Regions from separate parts of the Homo sapiens genome. Here region 2 is linked to region 1. A link is a contact called in ENCODE Hi-C or POLR2A ChIA-PET data. All regions are on one chromosome and are shown on one strand. Each heading gives the region's core, a stretch centred on a gene start or an enhancer-like site at or near the end of the contact. The rest is flanking DNA. Distances are from core to core; before and after follow the strand shown. Region 1 overlaps ABCC1 (ATP binding cassette subfamily C member 1 (ABCC1 blood group)). Region 2 overlaps MARF1 (meiosis regulator and mRNA stability factor 1).

Region 1 (6,572 bases), core at 229-2,728:
GATTTCATTTATATGAAGTTCGGTCGGGTGCAGTGGCTCATGCCTTTAATCCCAGCCCTTTGGGAGGCCTAGACAGGAGGATTGCTTGGGCCCAGGAGTTCGAGACCAGCCTGAGCAACATGGGAAAACCTGGTCTCTACAGAAAATACAAAAATTAGCTGGGTGTGGTGGCGTGAACCTGTAGTCCCACCTGCTTGGGAGGCTGAGATGGAAGGGTCACTTGAGCCTCGGAGGCGGAGGTTGCAGTGAGCTGACATTGTGCCAGTGCACTTCAGCCTTGGTGACAGGGCGAGTTGTCTGAAAAAAACATCAGATCGGCAGGGCAGGTGGATCACCTGAGGTCAGGAGTTTGAGACCAGCCTGGCCAACATGGTGAAACCCCATCTCTACTAAAAATAGAAAAATTAGCCAGGCACGGTGGTGGGCGCCTGCAATTCCAGCTACTTAGGAGGCTAAGGCAGGAGAATTGCTTGAACCTGGGAGGCAGAGGTTGCAATGAGCCAAGATTGTGCCACTGCACTCCAGCCAGGGTGACAGAGCGAGACTGTCTTAAAAAATAAAATAAGATCATTCCTGAACAAATATTCATCTCAGGTTAGATTTTTCCAGTAAGTAAGGTTCAGAGGCAGTGGCAAGTGGAGGAAAGTGAACAGGTAACACACTTGAGAGCGATTTGCATCTGGATTGTTCAGAAAGCAAGCTGGTAAGAGAGGAAGGAGATGTGGTCCAGGGTAAGATGGGGCAGATCACCTGGGCCTTCAGCCATGCAGAGGGGTCTGGATTTCATGGGAGGCGGTGGGAACAGCTGGAGAAGAAATTATATCTGATCCACATTCCAGGAATTGGCAGAACAGCTATTCTGAGACTGCGTGGGGTTGTGCGGTACCTGGGTTCACTTACATAGCTTCTGGGGCCCCAGAAGACTCTCCATCTGTGGGTTGCAATTAACGCCCGTGCCGCCACCCAGGAAGAAGCTGCCAACCACAGAGGCCTTGTAAAAGCCACCTGCTGCTATTGATGCTTTTTGTTGGACTCTGCCCCAAAGCAGCCCAGTACACCTGGCCCAGGGCAGGATGCAGGGAGGCCGAGTTCCTAGCAACCCTTTGTTAGTTTTCCCAGCTCTCCTGTCGATAAGCAATTGTAGGCACCTTGTGGAATCAGGAACCCCGGGCTCACCAGTTCCTTTTGCGTAGATGAGAAAAACCTAGGCTAGGAGAGCGCAGTGTCCTCACATGGCTGGTGCAGCCTCTGATCCACAGCTCCACAAAGCTTGCAGAAGGTGGTTGGCTTTTGTTCTGAATCTAACAAGACTTATCGGGAGGCTCTTGGTGCCTGGCACTGGCTGAATGCCCAGGTTGGGGGAGGCAGAGCAGATGAAGCATCTGCCCGCGAGGGTGGGTGGAGCTGCTTGTGAAACGTATCATCGTAGCCCGGGAGCTGGGACACTGAAGCCCGGAGAAGGTGCTCATGGAGGATGGGAAGGGCTTCCCGAGGAAGTGACATCTGTGCTCCCATCTGCTGGGTGATGAGGAATGGCCTGGACGGGATGGGCATGGTGGGTGGAGGCAGGCGGCCTGTGTGCAGGGAAGGAAGGGGAGAGTTACAGGATGAGATGAGTTGAGGGAAGAAGCATGGTTGGCAACTCTAACAGCGCTGGGAGGCCATCGGAGGGGGGTGACGAGATTGACCCTATCCTCATGGGCATCTCAGCTGGGCTGAGTGTGCTGGAACCGGCCATTGCATGGACACAGTCACTCCTGAGGGGATGTGATCAACAGGCGGAATTCTGTCACTTAATGATAACAATAGTCACCAGCTAACTGAATGCTTACTGTTAGGTCAAACTATATGAAACTGCTAATACTTATTTCTTATCTACAGAAACAGCTATTTCCTGTGGTTCAACCTAGTATTACCAGGCACTGTGCTTAGTGACATCATGCATATCTATATGATTTATGAAATAATGTGTCCACGCAAATACACATCACATGTAAGACTGTAACTCTTACATGTCACCCTCACAATGACCCCGTGAAGCAAGCTTTGTTTTGTTTCGTTTGTTTTCTTAATAATATTTTATTTTTGTAGAGATGGCATTTTGCCATGTGCCTGGGCTGGTCTCAGACTCCTGGCCTCAAGTGATCTCCCGCCTCTGCCTCCTGAAGTGCGGGTATTACAAGCATGAGCCACCCCACCTGGCCGAGCAAGCCTTGTTGTTCCCATTTTACAGATAAGGAAACTGAGGCTTAGAGAAGTAAAGTGTTAGTCGTGTTTATATTGCCAGTCAGTAGTTGAGTCAGGATTTGAACTGAGGTCTCGTTGACCTCAAAGCCTATGCTGAAAACCACACTGCTGGTTCCAGAAAACCCTAGAGGTGAAAGGCTTCAGAGAGGCAGTACAGGGTAGAGGTTAGCACTTTGCAGCCCAGATGGCCTGGGTTTGAATCCCAGTTCTGCCCCTTGCTAGCCATGTGACCTTGGGGAGGAGATTAACTAGCTTCTTTGTGCCTTAGTCTACCCATCACATATAGGAATGAGCACCTCAGGTTTTTTGTGAGGATTGAATGAACTGATGTTTGTAAAACTGCTTAGAACGATGCCTGGGGCTGTGGGCTTTGTATAAGCGTGAGCTATTATTGTCACTGTCCTTGTCATTGGTGGTGCTATTCCTGTGGTTCACCAGGTGAGTGGGCACCCCTGTGAGGGCAGCCCGGCTCTAACATTTTGCCTCCTGGAGGTATCGGTTACGTCTAGATGTTCTCCAGCACAGCCCTGCCCTGGGAGGATGGCAGGAGGGAACCTTCATCAACTCCCCGCGTCTGTTCTCTACCCCAGAGGTTCTACGTGGCTTCCTCCCGGCAGCTGAAGCGCCTCGAGTCGGTCAGCCGCTCCCCGGTCTATTCCCATTTCAACGAGACCTTGCTGGGGGTCAGCGTCATTCGAGCCTTCGAGGAGCAGGAGCGCTTCATCCACCAGAGTGACCTGAAGGTGGACGAGAACCAGAAGGCCTATTACCCCAGCATCGTGGCCAACAGGTGGGCATGGTGGGCCTGCAGGAGCGGGTGGAGGAGGCCGCCTTAGCACCTTGTCTCTTTGCCTCGATCTTTTCCTCGCACCTTGAGCTGGGTATAAAGCCAAACCCCGGCCTTGCAGAAAGGATGGAGAGGCTTGATGAGCGCGGAGGACAGATGAATCATTAAGAGCAGACAGCGGCACTGTAGACATGCAGTGCCCGCGGCATTTAAGTGCAGGGACACAGCTCTTCTGGAGTCAGAAAGCCCTGCAAGTGCTTCCCGTTAACTGTCATCCTAGTGATGCAAGACTGCCAGCGACCGACTCTGCTATTGAGTATCTTCATACCGCTGTTCCCGTCTGGGGGTGATCATGCACCCCTGGGTGATGTGTGTCAGAAGCAATTTACTAATACTAAGCTAAACCATATGAGATTGTCATCTTGTGGGCCAGATGTCATGGCTCACGCCTGTAATCCCAGTACTTTGGGAGGCTGAGGCAGGAGGATCCATTAGATTCCAGGCCAGCCTGGGCAACATAGCAAGACCCCCATCTCTCTTAAAAAAAAAAAAAAAAAAAAAAAGTAGCCCATCATGGTGGTGTGTGCCTGTAGTCCTAGCTTCTCGAGAGGCTGAGGCTGGAGGATCGTTTCAGCCCAGGAGTTCAAAGTTGCATTGAGCTATGATTACACCACTGCACTCCAGCCTGGGTGACAGAGTGAGACCCTGTCTCTGGAAAAACAAAAAAAGGAGATGGGGGTGGGAGATTGACATCTTGTGGATCACAGATAATAGCATCAATCCAAAAGAGGCAGAAGTTTGCTAATTATTTGCTGAATTTAGAGAAGTGTCCCTCTCACCCATTTGCATCCTTATAGACTTTTCTGAAAAAGTGACAGCACCCCAGAGGTGTCCCATAACCATTAGCCCGTCTTACACACTCTAATCCCATAGCGTAAGTCTGGGTGGGCTAACCCTGAATGATTACAGACCTTGACTTCCCTTCAGAATTTTTAGGGAGTTTGTCACAATCTGGCTGTGTCTGTCGGAGTAGTGAGGATCAGTCACTTGGTTCATAAGGGCTGCAATGGAGAAAAGATCAACACCCCATCTTCCTAGAATGCTTTATATTTTAGAACATTAAAATAATAGTTCTAGTGCTATATGATATCATACGAAGCCTAGCTTTAAACAAATAAGATGGCCAGGCGCGGTGGCTCACATCTGTAATCCCAGCACTTTGGGATGCCAAAGTGGGTGGATCACCTGAGGTCAGGAGTTCAAGACCAGCCTGGTCAACATGGCAAAATCCCATCTATATTAAAAATACAAAAAAATTAGCCGGGCATGATGGTGGGTGCCTGTACTTGGGAGGCTGAGGCAGGAGAATCACTTGAACCCAAGAGGCAGAGGTTGCAGTGAGCCAAGACCGCACCATTGCACTCCAGCCTGGGCAACGAGAGCGAAACTCTATCTGAAGAAATAATAGAAGAGAAGAGAAGAATAAAATAAAAAGTAAAATAAAATAGTTCTGATGGTACATGATACCATACTAAACCTAGCTTTAAACAAATAAGATGACCAGGCACATTGGTTGACACCTGTAATCTCAGCACTTTGGGTGGCCAAGGCAGGCGGGTCACTTGAGCCCAGCAGTTCGAGACCAGCCTGGGCACTCTAGGGAGACCCTGTCTCTAAAAACAAAACAAAAAACCAAAAATTTGCCAGGTGTGGTGGCATGGGCCTGTAGTCGCAGCTACTCAGGCTGAGGCAGGAGGATCACTGGAACTTGGAAGGTTGAGGCGGCAGTGAGCTGTGATCATGTCATCCACACTCCAGCCTGGATGGCAGAGTAAGACCCCATCTCAAAAAAACAAAATGACAGAAAACATGATTTCTGTTTCTATTTTAAAGGGTAAAATAGTATATTTTAACACTTTGAAATGAAGAGTCTGGGCTTGGGAACGTTACAATGATGTTTACTCGTACTAGTTACGCACTCCCCTCCCAGATCTGTCTCGTAACAAGAGACTGTTATTTTCTACTTGTTTTTAGCCAAAAGGCCGAGAAACGATGGTTATTTTAAATCCCTAGTGTCTCTTACAGTTGATGTCTTCTTAGTATTTAGGAATTTCCAGGACATCTTTTTGTTGTTGTTAATGCACTGTGTGTGTGTGTGTGTGTGTGTGTGTGTGTGTGATTATAGGAGTGACCCACTACGCCCGGCTGTGTGTGTGTGTGTGTGTGTGTGTGTGTGTGTATGTGTGTGTGTGTGATTATAGGAGTGACCCACTACGCCCGGCCTATGTGTATGTATTTTAAAGGCTTCAATGAGAAAAAAGTTGGTTCTTAAAAAGGCAAGCTTCAGATTCCAGGGAAGATTGCCTCTGGAGAGCTCTGTTTTAATCCATGGGTTTGCCAGATTAATGAGGATTTACTGGCCTCGTGCCTTCGGCCCTCCCTACCCTGCGCCCATTGTGCATGTTTTGAAAAAGCAGTGCCAGGAAGGACTCTCTCTGGAATTACTGCGGAGTTACTTGAGTTAGCAAAGAATCCCCTTCCTCCCCCAAGAGCTGTAAGCCAAGTCTCTGTAGAGCTGACTCCATGCCTGTTTGTCTGCCTGTGTGTCTTGGCGCAGGTGGCTGGCCGTGCGGCTGGAGTGTGTGGGCAACTGCATCGTTCTGTTTGCTGCCCTGTTTGCGGTGATCTCCAGGCACAGCCTCAGTGCTGGCTTGGTGGGCCTCTCAGTGTCTTACTCATTGCAGGTAAGAGGGGATGCTCTTGGCTGGATTATTAAAGTCTGTTAATGGGGGAGCCAGTTGTCCTTGGCTTTGGATTCCAGCTCCAACAGGAATGGGGGAGAGGAACTTGAGAGGTACGGAGTTTGAGGAGCAGGTACAGTGCCACAGTGCCTGGTGACCAACTAGAGCAGGAGACGGATTTGACATGTGGCCAGGATTTTCCCCATCAGTCACACAGATTCCTTAGTGGCCCAAGAGGATACTTCCAGGTACGAGGGGAATGCTTTTAAAGCTATGAATTTCCCTCTAAGAACTGCTTTAGCTGCATCTCACAAATGATGATACATTGTGTTTTCATATTGTCACCTGGCTAAAAATATTTTCCAGTTTCTTATTATGTGGCCCATGAGTTATTTTGGAAATGTGTGTGCTTAGGAGATGGCAATGTGGCAGGCCTGGGTGATGGCTATACCTGGGGTTGCTAATTTCGGTACCTTTCTTACCTGAATGTTTCATAACTCATAACCTTTTATTTTTATTTATTTATTTTTTTTGGAGACGGAATCTCACTCTGTCACCCAGGCTGGAATGCAGTGGTGGGATCTCGGCTCACTGCAACCTCTGCCTCCTGGGTTCAAGTGATTCTTCTGCCTCAGCCTCCCAAATAGCTGGGTTTACAGGTGTGCGTCACCATGCCTGGCTAATTTTTATATTTTTAGTAGTGACTGATGGGGTTTCGCCACATCGGCCAGGCTGGTCTCAAACCCCTGACCTCAGGTGATCTGACCGCCTCAGCCTCCCATAATTCATACTTGTTG
Region 2 (6,671 bases), core at 2,592-5,091, 490 kb before region 1:
ATCAAAAAGGGACACGCCAAAAGCAAGCGGGCACGTAAAACACAGAAACAAACCAAACCTACCATAAACTTCAGAAAGCAAGAGGTATCAAAATTACCTGTAAACTTTTAACATTTGTATTTTTTGTAGCAGATCCAGAATTTGCCTGTGACCCTTTTCCAGGCGTGGCTTTGGCACTGGAAGATTGTTCACTTGCATCTTTGATGAGGCACAATTTTGGATTCTTAAGTTTTTTGGGAGACTTCACTTTATCAGCAATTGCATTTGAACTCTTTGTTTCACAGAGTTCTCTATTTTTTGGAGTAAATGACACAATGATCCTATTACCAAAGACATCTTCGTTTTCCATTCGCTTCTGAGCGCGCTCTGCACTATCTTGGTTTATGAAGCGGAGAATTGCACTGCAGCCTGTGATACTCAGCACTTTCCCACCACAATTATCGGACAGGCGTCTGAGCCTGTTGCTGACGCTCTTGCCATCCTTATTTGCTGGTAGGTTATAAACATAGAGCAGAGTGTGGCACTGCTAATACAGAGGAAAGAAGTGTTACGTCAGGTTAATTCAAGGGCACACATTCAATTTCAAAATAAGAACAATGGGTGACCTCCAAACTTCAGTTAACAACTTTGAAGAGAAGATGACAGTGATTTAGATGGGAGAGGGTAAATTATTTAGTGTTGACAAAGTAACTGAATATTGTTTTAAAGAATATGCTTTAGCTGGGCATGGTGGTGCATGCCTACAGTCCCAGCTACTCAGGTGGGAGGATTACCTGAGCCCAGGAAGATTGAGGCTGGAGTGACTGTGCCACTGCACTCCACTCTGAGTGACAGAGTGAGACACTGTCTCAAAAAATAAAAATAAAAAAGAATATGCTAGGCACAGAGGTCTGTATACTATATGATTCCATTTCTATAAAGCATCCAGAAAATACAAATCTACAGAGACAGAAAGATTAGTAGTGCCTGGGAGTGGGGAAGGGGATTAATTATAAATTAGCATAATAGATTTACTGAGGTGACAAAAATATTCTAAAATTGTACAACTCAATTTACTAAAAATTATTGTACACTTAAAAGAGCTGAATTTTGTAATATGTAAATCATATCTCAACGAAGTTGTTTTTTAAAAGTCTATTTATTCTGCAGGTCTGCTGAATAATAACTTATAGAGCCAGAAGGTGAGCAGGGTCAGTCCTGGTTGGTTTTTGCATAGGAGAATGCCTGGGAATACTAGGAGCTATAGGCTTAAGTAAACAAAAATTTTTTTAAAACCCAACAATTTAGAGCCTGTTCAGCTTCAACAGCAGATTGCCAGTAGTTAGGCTGGAAGTTTTATTTGGCAGTGGGTAGTCATAATTCTTCCAGATAAGTTGAAATTTATGTATTAAGAAGTAGAACTTGGCCTGGCACAGTGGCTCACGCCTGTCATCGCAACACTCTGGGAGGCCAAGGCAGGTGGATCACCTGAGGTCAAGAGTTGGCGACCAGCCTGACCAACATGGTGAAACCCCATCTCTACTAAAAATACAAAAAAAGTTAGCTGAGCAAAGTGGCAGACGCCTGTAATCCCAGCTACTCCAGAGGCTGAGGCAGAATAATTTGCCTGAACCCAGGAGGCGGAGGTTGCAGTGAGCTGAGATGGCACCACTGTACTCCAGCCTGGGCGACAGAGCGAGATTCTGTGAAAAAAAAAAAAAAAAGAAAGAAAGAAAGAAGGAAGTAGAACTGGAGAAAAAGAAAGAAAAGAGAGAGAGAGAGAGAAAGAACGAACAAACGAACGAACGAACGAACTGGCCAGGCATGGTGGCTCATGCCTGTAATCCCAGCACTTTGGGAGGCCGAGGCGGGGGGATCACTTGAGCCCAGGAGTTCAAAACCAGCCTGAGCAACACAGTGAGACCCCATCTCTATTAAAAATTTTTAAAAATTGCCAGGCATTGTGGCTCACTCCTCTAATCCCAGTACTTAGGGATGCTGGGGCAGGTGGATCACTTGAGGTCAGGAGTTCAAGACCAGCCTGGCCAACATGGTGAAACCTCGTCTACAAAAAACTAGCCAGAGGCTGGGCACGGTGGCTCACGCCTGTAATCCCAGCACTTTGCGAGGCCAAAGCGGGTGATCACCTGAGGTCAGAAGTTCGAGGCAAGCCTGGCCAACACAGTGAAACCCCCTCTCTACTAAAAATACAAAATTAGCCAGGCGTGGTGGCGGGCGCCTGTAATCCCAGCTACTCGGGAGGCTGAGGAAGGAGAATCAATTGAACCCGGCAGGTGGAGTCTGCAGTAAGCGGAGATCACGCCACTGCACTCTAGCCTGGGTGACAGAGTCTCAAAAAAATTTTTTTTAAATAAGAATAATATTTTAAAAAGCAGAACCATTAAAGCACCAGGAGAAAACTTAAGATAATTATATAAAGGGTTAAATCCAGAAACCATAAGAGAAATCACTAACAACAGGCAAAGGATGTGAACAATTTACAGAAGAAATAAAAAGCAAACAACGATAATCATAAAAGGATATTTTGCACTGTGTTAAAGATTAAAAGTCAATTATAAGATGATGCTGTTTTTCACTTACTGGCCTGGCAAACATTTAAAACAGACACTCTTATGAGTGTAAATTAGTACCACCTTCCTGGAGGAAGACATGGATCTTGCTAGTAAAGTTCTAACCCAGAACTCTTATGCCTTGGAAATTACCCTATGGTATGTCAGCCCAGGAGCCTAAAGATATAAATTACCTTGCTGGAAATGGTAAAAAACAAAACAAAACACAAAACTGGGTATAAACAAAATGTCCACTAACAGGTAGACTGGTTAAATAAAGACCAGCCATACAAGTACTTTTCAAACCAAAGTTCTGGTTTTTAAAATGTGGCAGATTTATATTAATATATATTAACATGAAAAGACATCCAAGCTCTGACATAGTTTTTTTCCAAAAGCCACAGAACACTGTATATGTGACACATTTTTTTTTAAACGTACATTTTTTAAATCTGGAGGGCAATACCAAAATATTAACAGTGGTTACTTCTGGAGGGTAGAATTGTGGGGTTTTCACTTTCCACATTTCTAAATATTGTGTTTTGTTTGTTTTTACAATGATCATACCATACTATTCTTTTCTTTCTTTTTTTTTTAGATTTTTTGAGACACAGTCTACTCTGTCACCCAGGCTGGAGTGCAGTGGTGTGATCTCGGCTTACTGCAACCTCCACTTTCAGGTTCAAGTGATTCTCCTGTCTCAGCCTCCCAAGCAGCTAGGACTACCAGTGCCCGCCACCACACCTGGCTAATTTTTGTATTTTTAGTAGAGATGGGGTTTCGCCACATCGGCCAGGCTGGTCTCGAACTCCTGACCTTAGGTGATTGGTGATCTGCCCACCTCAGCTTCCCAAAGTACTGGGATTGCAGGCGTGAGCCACATCACTCGGCCCACACCATACTTTTCTAATCAGAGGCTTTTCTTTTTATTTGAGGGGTACTGACCAATTATCAACAAAATCTACACTTTTCCTATTACACCTGGGACTCAAAACCCAGGCAGTACCAATGTATGTTTAATTTATTAAAATTAAAGGAACAGACTAAAGAACATAAAAAGAAATGTATCTTAAATTATCACTCTAGTGGATGGGAAAAAACATCCAGCAAAACTAAATGGTTTGAATTATCAAAACATTGTTTTGGTTTTTTTAACCATAAGGAATAAGAATCTCCAAAGTGGGCAAGTTCTTACCTAAAACACTACATTTACTTTTTTTTTTTTTTTTGAAACAGAGTCTCGCTCTGTCGACCAGGCTGGAGTGCAGTGGCGCGATCTCAGCTCACTGCAACCTTCACCTCCCAGGAAAAAACACCGTATTTACATAAGGCCTTCAAAGTTAGAAAAGTGACCGTCAAACAGAAGCAGAAGGGAAGAAATGTAACTACAGCCAAGTGACTAAAAACAAATAATGACAAAGGTGAGTTAGGAAAGAGCCTCAAAAGATTAAGGTAAGGCCTGTATATGCTTACTCCCTGGGTAAGCCTCTGGTATCCACAACTCTCAACTGTCCATAGCATGAGTTTCAACTTAAGCCAGACCGCAGGGGGCTTGTTGGGTATCGGGGACACAGGTGACTAGCAGGCAAGTGCCGGAATCAGGATACCCGGGGCCCACTCTCTTAACTGCTGCAATCACCAATGACACGTTTACTTTTTCTAAGAGCTGATTTCTTTCTCCCTTAAATGAAGACTTTGCATGAGATCATGTCTAACGTACTTCTGTAACTCTCAGTTATTAAATTATATGTGAAGACTTTCATTTAACGTATGGGATTGCCCACTCTCCTGGATCACCCACACCATGGCTCCTTCTCCATTATCATTAATTCTTTCAGAGTTACACACATATTCGCCAGCGGCTTAAACACAGCCCAGCACTGCAATAAACATTCTTATCCCAAGTCAAGTCTATCAGAAATGCTAGTCCTGGAAATGTGCTCACACCCTCCTCCCAGTATATGGCATAAACAGGCTACACACAGGTGGAGCAATAACCACTCCTGCTAATTGTGTCCATGCACCACAGGGAATGCACAATAGAAAGCACAGACTCAGAGGCCCGCTGAAGCTTAAGGATTAAATACCGAAAAAAATGCACAATTGACTCCACTTATTTGGTGCCAACCACACAAGTATGTGAGAACCCTCGCCATATTCTCTACCCATAATACTTGGAAGCAAAAAGAATCATGACTTTTAATCCGTTATTTCTATCCACCTGACACAAAACACTGCTAGCTTTGAAGACACTGGCAAGTTGGGAAGGTAAATCTACAAGTCAATTTCATATGATATTTTGAAATAAATAAAAGCAAACTTCATACATACCAATTATCTGTATATTTGTGAGAAGAACCGAAGGTTTCTAAGCCTTACTTCAAAATCTAACCCACCTCTTACAAAGAACAGCCCCATCTGGGCCTGGCAACCCCCTTATTATGGGCTGTCTTTCAGCCTCCACAATGTAATATTGGAAAATGGCAAAAATAACGCAAACCCACTTACTGGCATTTTTAGTGGTAACCTGGGGGGCAAGTCGGAAATGAACTCTTCAAATCTGATCAGCTCGTTAGCATGATGCAGCAGTGCTTCTGAGGCCTGGTTTTTATGGACCAAAATAATGTGGAAACCATGCCTGTGTCTCAGGTCACTAAGTTCCAATGCAAAATTGACATCAGCTGAAAGAAAAGGTACAGACCAACCCCATCCCCAAACATTAGAAACACTTGACAAAGACAGACAACTCTATTGACACCCACTGAGAAGAAAGGAAAGGCTGGACTATATTCAAAATTGCTTCCCCCGTTTCTTAGGAAAGAAACACGTTTCACATCAGAAGAATGTAAGACAATCTTACCAAAAGAATTCCAAGACACATATGTTACTTTCAGTATTAAAAAGGAGCAAATATGTTGGGGAGACTCAAATTTGAAAATTAACTTAAACTTTAAAAATTATTAATACTGAGCACAAGGTAAAAAAAAAAAAAAAAATCACATTTTTCTTTAATAAACCTGGTCCCGGCCGGGCGTGGTGGTTCACGCCTGTAATCCCAGCACTTTGGGAGGCCGAGGAGGGTGGATCACCTGAGGTCAGGAGTTTGAGACCAGCCTGACCAACTGGAGAAACCCCCATCTCTACTAAAAATACAAAATTAGCTGGGCGTGGTGGAACATGCCTGTAATCCTAGCTACTTGGGAGGCTGAGGCAGAAGAATCACTTCAACCTGGGAGGCGGAGGTTGCAGTGAGCCGAGATTGCGCCATCGCACTCCAGCCTGGGCAACAAAAGCGAAACTCCATCTCAAAATAAATAAACAAAAAAATAAAATAAAAAATAAACCTGGTCCCACAATAACTCAAGTTCCAAGGAGGAAATACAGAAATCCACCTAGACCCAATTTTTTTTCTAAACAGTTCTCAACAATAACCATAAACATGTCTCATGTACTTCAGCCTCTTTGGGGATACATTTTACTTTCACATGTTGCTGGCTTCTATGATAATTTCCCACACAGTGAGTTTAGCTGAAATTAGCAGATGTTTCTGTACTTACTTGACACAAGAACCACTGTGGCTGGAGCAGTGTGTGTATTTGCAAATCTGCGGAGACTCTGCCGCAGTTTATCATCAGCGGCATTCTTTGCAGTAGCATTGATGTGGGCAACGGTTACCTGCATTAATTTATAATAAGGGTGAATAAGCAGGAGCTGAGGCTAGAAAATTGCTACACATTCTGCCCATATTTTTTATTTTTTAAATTTTATTATACTTTAAGTTCTGGGGTACATGTGCAGAACGTGCAGGTTTGTTACATAGGTATACATGTGCCGTGGTGGTTTGCTGCACCTATCAACCCATCATCTAGGTTTTATGCCCCCACATGTATTAGGTATTTGTTCTAATGCTCTTCCTCCCCTTCCCCCAACCCCGACAGACAGACCCCAGTGTGTGTTTTTCCCCTCCCTGTGTCCATGTGTTCTCACTGTTCAACTCCCACTTATAAGGCAAGAACATGCACTGTTTGGTTTTCTGTTCCTACATTAGTTTGCTGAGAATAATGACTTCCAGCTTCATCCATGTCCCTGCAAAGGACATTATCTCATTCTTTTTTATGGCTG

Evidence for each region. Hi-C counts contacts between places; a loop is a spot of excess contacts on that map. ChIA-PET counts read pairs that join two places held with the same protein, here RNA polymerase II (POLR2A). Pooled maps may share reads with other maps.
Region 2: a loop to region 1 is called in a map of CD8-positive, alpha-beta T cell, with 4 times the contacts of the local background. The contact joins two enhancer-like sites. A Hi-C loop is called at or near these places in 1 of 168 maps with a recorded cell type or tissue (CD8-positive, alpha-beta T cell) and 2 of 50 pooled maps. POLR2A ChIA-PET finds 5 or more read pairs at or near these places in 1 of 52 experiments (T-cell).

What each region holds. Positions count from the first base shown.
Region 1 is chr16:16,119,138-16,125,709 of GRCh38, forward strand. ABCC1 (ATP binding cassette subfamily C member 1 (ABCC1 blood group)) reads left to right here. Exons shown (of 31, transcript NM_004996.4): 24 at 2,838-3,037; 25 at 5,652-5,778. Among named protein-coding and RNA genes, the nearest start is that of ABCC6, 100 kb to the right of the region's middle. Within about 2 kb of position 1,479, at least 12 of the 41 ENCODE cell types and tissues checked have a DNase peak (open chromatin) inside an H3K27ac peak, as active enhancers do.
Region 2 is chr16:15,625,275-15,631,945 of GRCh38, forward strand. MARF1 (meiosis regulator and mRNA stability factor 1) reads right to left here. Exons shown (of 27, transcript NM_014647.4): 6 at 6,107-6,224; 7 at 5,058-5,230; 8 at 98-526. Among named protein-coding and RNA genes, the nearest start is that of MARF1, 15 kb to the right of the region's middle. Within about 2 kb of position 3,842, at least 2 of the 41 ENCODE cell types and tissues checked have a DNase peak (open chromatin) inside an H3K27ac peak, as active enhancers do.